Linked DNA regions of Homo sapiens: region 2 is linked to region 1. A link is a contact called in ENCODE Hi-C data. All regions are on one chromosome and are shown on one strand. The core of a region is the stretch at or near the end of the contact, and the rest is flanking DNA. Distances in the headings are between cores, read along the strand shown. Region 1 holds the start of AMACR (alpha-methylacyl-CoA racemase). Region 2 holds the start of TTC23L-AS1 (TTC23L antisense RNA 1).

Evidence for each region. A loop is a pair of places that touch in the nucleus more often than their neighbours do. Pooled maps may share reads with other maps.
Region 2: a loop to region 1 is called in a map of CD4-positive, alpha-beta T cell, with 6 times the contacts of the local background. The contact joins the promoter of TTC23L-AS1 here to the promoter of AMACR in region 1. A Hi-C loop is called at or near these places in 3 of 168 maps with a recorded cell type or tissue (CD4-positive, alpha-beta T cell and naive thymus-derived CD4-positive, alpha-beta T cell), 2 of 37 single-sample maps with no recorded cell type and 14 of 50 pooled maps.

Annotation. Positions count from the first base shown.
Region 1 is chr5:34,006,024-34,009,730 of GRCh38, reverse strand. AMACR (alpha-methylacyl-CoA racemase) reads left to right here and starts at 1,681. Exons shown (of 5, transcript NM_014324.6): 1 at 1,681-1,958. The coding sequence starts at 1,712. The region is part of intron 6 of C1QTNF3-AMACR (C1QTNF3-AMACR readthrough (NMD candidate)); the gene reads left to right. RefSeq lists a silencer at 1,465-1,544.
Region 2 is chr5:34,837,185-34,840,891 of GRCh38, reverse strand. TTC23L-AS1 (TTC23L antisense RNA 1) reads left to right here and starts at 1,560. Exons shown (of 2, transcript NR_183259.1): 1 at 1,560-1,709; 2 at 1,875-3,345. TTC23L (tetratricopeptide repeat domain 23 like) reads right to left here and starts at 1,728. Exons shown (of 11, transcript NM_144725.4): 1 at 1,633-1,728; 2 at 153-227. The coding sequence starts at 220. RefSeq lists an enhancer at 1,329-1,438.

The sequences.
Region 1 (3,707 bases), core at 432-2,931:
TTTTAATGAGATTATTTCATTTTTTGCTGTTGAGTTGTTTGAGTTTCTTGTATAGTCTGCATATTAGTCACTTGTTGGATGAATAATTTGCAAAATATTTTCTTCTATTCAATAAGTTGTTTATTCTGTTGTTTCTTCTGTTGTGCAGAAGATTTTTAGTTTAATATAGTCCCATTTGCCTATTTTTTGTTTTTGTTGCCTATGCTTTTGAAGTCTTAGTCATAAAATCTGTGCCTAGGTCAATGTCCTGAAGTGTTTTATCTGTTTTCTTATAGTAGTTTTATAGTTTTGGGTTGTATGTCTTAAGTTTTTTAATCCATTCTGAGTTGATTTTTGTGTATGGTGAGGGATAGGGGTCTAGTTTCATTCTTCTGCATATGGATTTCCAGTTTTTCCAGCACTACTTATTGAATAGAATGTCCTTAATATATGTTCTTGGTGTTTTTATTGATAATCAGCTGGCTGTAAATATATGGATTTATTTTGGGGTTCTTTATTCTGTTCCATTGGTCTTTGTGTCTATTTTATGCCAATAGAATGCTGTTTTGGTTACTACACCTTGGTAGTATAATTTGAATTCTGGTAGTGTGTTGCTTCCTGCTTTGTTCTTTTTGTTCAGTGTTGCTTTGGCTATTCAGGACCTTTTGTGGTTTTATACAATTTTTTTTTCTATTTCTATGAAGAGAAAGCCACAGAGTCCTAAAATAATTCTAAAACTCATCATGACTTTCTTGCCTAAAAGATCTTGATTTCAATCGTGCCTAGTTTTGCTTTAATCACTTGCTTGAGAAATACATAAATCCCCACTTAAGATTAGTGCAGGCATATCTCTGGCACCCATTTCTGGTTCTATTAAAATTCCTAGAGATGTCAAAAATTACATTAGGCCACCTGACAGGCTATACCTAGAAGAGAAAAAATGATTTGTAAAAGCAGTGGGGCTATTTGCGATTGCTTTTTTTTTTTCTTAAATATCACCTATTAGGTTGAAAACCTGAAATTGCAGCTTTCTGTAGAAATGGCGGAAGACAAACTAACATTTTTAAAGCGCTCTCATTTAGCTCTGATGAGTACTACACCCCTGATATTCTTCTGATACTAAAATAATTTTCCTAGTGTAGTCTAAACTTTTTTAAAAAGACATGTAATCCGCGGAGTTTGTAACTCAAAACGAGTGCATCTAGGAGGTATCGCAAGCCGTTTCTGGATTAAATTCCCAGCTAGCTAGCTAGCTAAGCAGGGGCGGTGAAGAAGACAATCTGCAGCCTAGGGAAGAAAACGCTTTCGCATTGTTCTTACGTGTTTACGTTATTTTATTTCCCTAGAGCAAGGCAGGAGTAGGGACTCGAATGGTACAGTTGGGCTGGGGATCGCCCTGGTACAATAAAAGCGTCCAGAGAGGACGGTAACAGGCAGGAGCTCCAAAGGTCAGTCCCTGCAATTTAAGACTCAGGAATTTAGGTTGCACAAAAAGGAAAGCAACCTACTGCATTTGGCACTGGCGGTCCCGGGAGGCCGGGGGTGGGGAAGCGCCCAGTGCGCAGACTCCGCGGGCTTGCGCAGGCCCGCAAAAGAGGGACGGGGGTGGTGCCTTTGGGGCGCGGCGCCGCGGCTGGGGGCGTGGCGCCGGGGATTGGGAGGGCTTCTTGCAGGCTGCTGGGCTGGGGCTAAGGGCTGCTCAGTTTCCTTCAGCGGGGCACTGGGAAGCGCCATGGCACTGCAGGGCATCTCGGTCGTGGAGCTGTCCGGCCTGGCCCCGGGCCCGTTCTGTGCTATGGTCCTGGCTGACTTCGGGGCGCGTGTGGTACGCGTGGACCGGCCCGGCTCCCGCTACGACGTGAGCCGCTTGGGCCGGGGCAAGCGCTCGCTAGTGCTGGACCTGAAGCAGCCGCGGGGAGCCGCCGTGCTGCGGCGTCTGTGCAAGCGGTCGGATGTGCTGCTGGAGCCCTTCCGCCGCGGTGAGCCCGGGCCCCGCGGGCTGCTCTCGGGAAGTTCCCGCGGAGGGGAGGGGCCTGGCCGTTCGATCGAGGCTGCACCCGCCACACCTTTGCCCTGTTGCCGCAAGAACCCTTGTCGGCCCCAGCCTTCCAGATTTTTGCCTCCTAGGGTATTGTTAGTGATCATTCTTCCCAAACTGGATTGTCCAAAACTTGGGTTCTGAGATACTGCTGTTGCCCGGTTTCTCCTTTTGCCTCTCTGACTCCTTCCCAAATTCCTCCTTTTTTTTCTAAGAAACGTTCCGTATTTGCCTTTCTTAATTAATTGAGGGTCTTGAACCCTGTGAGAATCTAATGAAAGCCATAGGATTCCCTTCCTGGAAAACTGCATATAGGCGGTCATTCGGCTACCGTTTTGGAGTGCTGTACCCTCAAGCCATCCACGGGCCCAGGCTAACGCTCCTCCCTGCCTGAAATGCTGGCGTTCTAAGTCTCAGCATCTGCTCCCTGAAGCCCAGTTACCCATTCCCATCATTTTCACCTTTTTGTAGACTTCCCCCTTTCAGAGCGGCAGACGCTGGCATACACAGGTCCTGGGCATCGCCGTCAAGGCTGCCCGCCAGGCAGCTTCCACAAATCCCAAAATGAGCCTTTCCTTCTTCCTTCTAAAACAGCATCTCCACCTTCTGTATTATTTATTTCAGTGAATGCCTGAATCTCAAACTTGTACTTCATCATGGACTCCAGTCTTCCTTTCACATCCAATTTCAATGATCATCAATACAGTCATTTTGCTCCTTAGCCCACTCGGACTATTTCTCTCCATACCTGCTGCAACTGCCTTGACACTGGTGTGACAGCCTTTTAAAAACTGGTGTTTGGGGCTGGTATCACTCCAGTGGATTCTCAGACAGCTGCCAGAATAACTTTGTTCAAGTAGAAATCCAAAGCATTGCCTGGTCTATAGTGGGAAATCGGTAAATGGTGAATGAATGAATGCCTACGGCACAGCCGGCTTATTTAAATGCGTTAACTCATTTAACCCTCACAGCTGTATTTGAGGCTTGTAACAATAATGATTTAATAATTAAGATTATGTAATAATTTAAGAATGCTCCATTTAAGATGAGGGAGGCTTGTCCAAGGTCTTGTAATTAGGAGGAAGGTCGGCTGGGAATACGGATATAGCCTCCGGGTGAGGAGTTGTGACTGGTGTTTAGGTAGATGACTAGAGGTTTTCTGTGATTTATTTTAGCCTTAGGAAGGTAAAGATAGTGAGTTTATTATGTAATTTTGATTACTTTTAATCCCAGGAAATTTCAGGTGCTGGTTACCTGGGGTTTGTGCTATAAATACTATACTTGTTGATAGCTTAAAAACTCTCAGGTGCTATTGTCACTAACCACTCTTTCTACAGATGGGTGCTAAACTTTTTCGTGAAGGTACTGATGCTAGGCACTTTAGCGCCTGTGGAAACATCAGGTGTAAATTCTGCAGGAGGAGCTCATGAGCTGATAGGGAAGATAAGTGTATGCATGTACAAGCAAGTGCAGCTAAGGTGGGATGTGGTAAACACTGATGCGGTATAGAAAAAGAGAAAAGGGATTTACTAAAGGGATGAGACCCTGCTCTGGGGATTGAATAAATAGGCTTGGATAAACCTAGAGGGAAACAGAGATGTACTGGGAGAAATTACATCCTGGGAAGAAGCCACACATTCCAGAAATGGTGGCTTCACTCTTTGAGTCCTTAACTGCTGTAAACATGCCA
Region 2 (3,707 bases), core at 311-2,810, 830 kb before region 1:
TATTTTTAGTAGAGACGGGGTTTCACCATGTTGGTCAGGCTGGTCGTGAACGCTTCTCATGCAAAGCTCCTCACCCAGGTTTGCCTTAAGCAGGAGGTCCCAGTGTTTCAGCCCAGTAAGTACCTGTGATGTCAAAATGCTGTGATACTTACATATGGAAGCAGAAATCCCAGTCGATGTCATTGCTAACAGTTGGGATACGGATGGGGCTGGCTTGCATCTTCTTCCTACCAAGAATCAGGTAAGGTCAGCTTTGAGAGAAAAGGCTGGGTGTCTGTTCTATTTTCCCCCTCTGGTTTGCTATTAACATTAAACTAAAACTGCTCAAATATATAACCCATCCTAAATCCACAGACTACGCATACTTAGATATGGAGACCGCTGGAAAACAGACATTTGCCAAATTAAATGTCTAAGTTAAATTTCTTTCCCCTAATTTCAACTCCACCCTACTTCTCCAAAATCCCTGGCCTTTATGTCTCAAAGCAAGCACATTTACAGTTCCTGGGTCATCAAAACTATGGTCACCTACTTAACTCAGATATTGTTTTTGCAGGTCTGACGGCGTGTTGGATTTAAGCAAAGCAACCAACTCTCAGTGGTAAACGAAGCACAGCCAGTGTATTGGTTAATTCTGCTTTCCCCCCCCCCCCCGGGGTCATTTCACTAATTAATAGCAGATTCTAGTACAGGGGTCACGAGGCGGGTACAGAGGCTCACGCCTGTAATCCCAGCACTGTGGGAAGCCGAGGCGGGTGGATCACCCGAGTTCAGGAGTTCGAGACCAGCCTGGCCAACAGGGTGAAACCCCGTCTCTACTAAAAATACAAAATATAGTCGGCTGTGGTGGTGCACGCCTGTAGTTCCAGCTACTCGGGAGGCTGAGGCAGGAGAATCGCTTGAACCCGGGAGGCGGAGATCGCGCCACTGCACTCCAGCCTGGGCGACAGAGCGAGACTCCGTCTCAAAATAAAATAAAACAATAAAATGAAATTCATGTGTCTGTTTTAGTTGTTGCTGTTAGATGATAGGAGAAACCTCGGAAGCACAAAACGAAAAATGTGATTTCTAAATACAGTATTTGTGAAATTCAACTCTCAAGGAAGGCTATGCCAGTCGCTTAAATCAAACCCAAATCGAACGCAGTTACTTATTGAATGTTAACATCCACCAAGTCGCCTCTCCTTTCACCCTCCAGAATCACTAATTCCCACCGAGCCCTGAGTGGCTTTCTGACCCAGGCTCCAGAGCATCCATTATCCGAAAATCAGAAAGGGAGAGTCACTAATTTCTCTTTTTAACCTCCACTTTAAACACTATGCCCACAGCAAAGAGTTCTGATCTCTCAAACTCCCGGACTCTGTTCCTATGACGTTCCGCACGGCCCTGAGCCCCTCAAGGACGAATCGCTCCTCTTTTCCCGCTGTGGTTCTGCGGCAAGTCTGTAAGCCCTGACGCCGCAGGTCGAGCTCTGAGAGCCTCTCTGCCGCGGAGGCTCTAAGAGAACGCGCGAGTGCGCAAAGGGCACCTGGCTCAAGGCGGAGAAACCACGCCCCGGAACCAGCCTCCCAGCTCCCTGAGCCCGACGGCGCGGCTTCCTCCCGCTGCGTCGGCCTCCTGACCCTGGCGCACCTCGGTCCGGGCGCCAAAGCGGTGCCTCGCGAAAGCTGCACAGCCTGCGACGTCCCCAGTTACCTTCCGCAGCCCAGGTCCGGCCAAGGAGACAATACCGTTGCCATGGGAACGGAACGCTACGGGTTCTGCTGGGAGCGCCTGTAGCCATGGCGACGCGGGGCACTTCCGGTTCGGAGAGTCCCTGTTGTCTGGCGCCTACAGCAGCCCTTGCCTTACCCTCCGCTTTCCCTTCCCCGCAGGTTAGACGCGCCCGGCCTCCGGCTCGCCCCAAAACTGGCCTCTGCATATTGTATCTCACGAGACCTTACCCCTCGGAGGTGAAGGCGTAGGAAGAGAAGATACATTCCGTCCAAGGATGGAAGGGAGCGCCGGGCCCCACGGCCCTACTTATTTAAAGCTGCGACGTGTGCGGGCTGTATTCGGCGACGATCCTGGCCACGGTGCACCCCCACAGCTCCTCGGGAGTTTTGTTTTTATGGACCCCAGAGGAAAGGCTTAGATATGGCTGTTGACTGTGCTGGCACCGTCTGTGTTACCCAGTAAGATTGGAGCTAGGCATGGTTAGGAAAGCTGATTGCAGGAAGAGAGTAGGGTAAGAAATCGACTACTAGATCTGCTAATGGTTAGCTGTTCATTATTTATTTAGCACTTAGCCCTAAATAATGCAGCCATATCTTACCCTTTCGTTGGCATGGAATACAGTGTGTGTAATACACACAAGGTGCAGAGGCAATTGTGGCCATACCCAAAGAAACAGCGCCAGCTCTTGCAACGCTATGTTGAAGGATGTTATTATGAACCCTATCATAGACTAGGCCTATGGCAAGTCAAGTTGGAGTGAATGTGTCCCAGTTGTTTTCAGAAAAGAGCAGACTAGGTAGAGAGACAAGGAGAACATTGAGAATGTGAAAGATGGTGTTTACGTTTGGTGTTTGTTATTTCCAGCTCTAGGCTGGAAGTTTAATTGCCATTGATCCAAGACTGCCAAGAAAGCCTTTTTGGAGTTAGGTTGGAGGAGTTATTTAAATGAGTTTGCTTGAATATCTCTTAAGTAAAACCTGTATGGTCTGTTAACTCAAGATTTAAATCTGTACTTTCGAGCTCCATAGTCACAATTTTGGAAAGATTCCCCCACTTTATTCTTTTTCCTAAGAAAACTCTCAGCATGGAACAATGATGACAGCAATGAACCTGATTTCAGAATGTCAAGGTTCTGGTTTTGACTCTGTAGCCTGGGCCGAGTCACGGCCAGTGGGTCCCAATTTTCTTGCCTATACGGTGAAAGTTTTTGTACCACTTGCTTTCTGAAGCGCCTTCTGGTTCCAGGTTTCTGTAAGGGGTAAACGATTTTTGTGACTCTATGAACAGTATTTAACATGTATGGGAGTAAAAAGGAAGAACCTGTTTCCTGTTCTCCAACATTTATTTCTTTTACCCCTTGTTAAGTTGGTCATCAAATTGAAAGGTTTTAATGTTCTTTCATTCTAGGAAATGGCTGTGAGATTGTTTCTAAGTATATTAAAGGTAATGTCTCTTTTCTAAACCTTTGCTTTTGCTGATAATTGTGGAGAGAAGAACCAGAACAGGCACTGAATTCCCATTCCTAAAGCCAACGCTCTAATTCGGCCTCCATTTCATTAGCTCTGACCGGAAGCATGTTGCCTGCATCTGTAAAAATTATAAATCAAAATAAAATAACTTTGGCGACTATTTTTTTTCTTTTTTTGAGACAGAGTCTCACTCTGTGGCCCAGGTTGGAGTGCAGTGGTGTGATCTTGGCTCAGTGCAACCTCCGCCTCCCGGGTTCAAGCAATTCTGCTGCCTCAGCCTCCCGAGTAGCTGGGATTACAGATGTGTGCCACTACTGTCTGTCTAGTTTTTGTATTTTTAGTAGAGACAGGGTTTCACTGTGTTGGCCAGGCTAGTCTCGAACTCCTGACCTCAGGTGATCTGCCTGCCTCAGCCTCCCAAAGTGCCGGGATTACAGGTGTGAGCCACCGTCCAGCCAGAACTTTGAGGACTCTTGAAGTTTTTTGGTATTTCTTTCCTTGTCATGTTAACCCTGTCCCCCA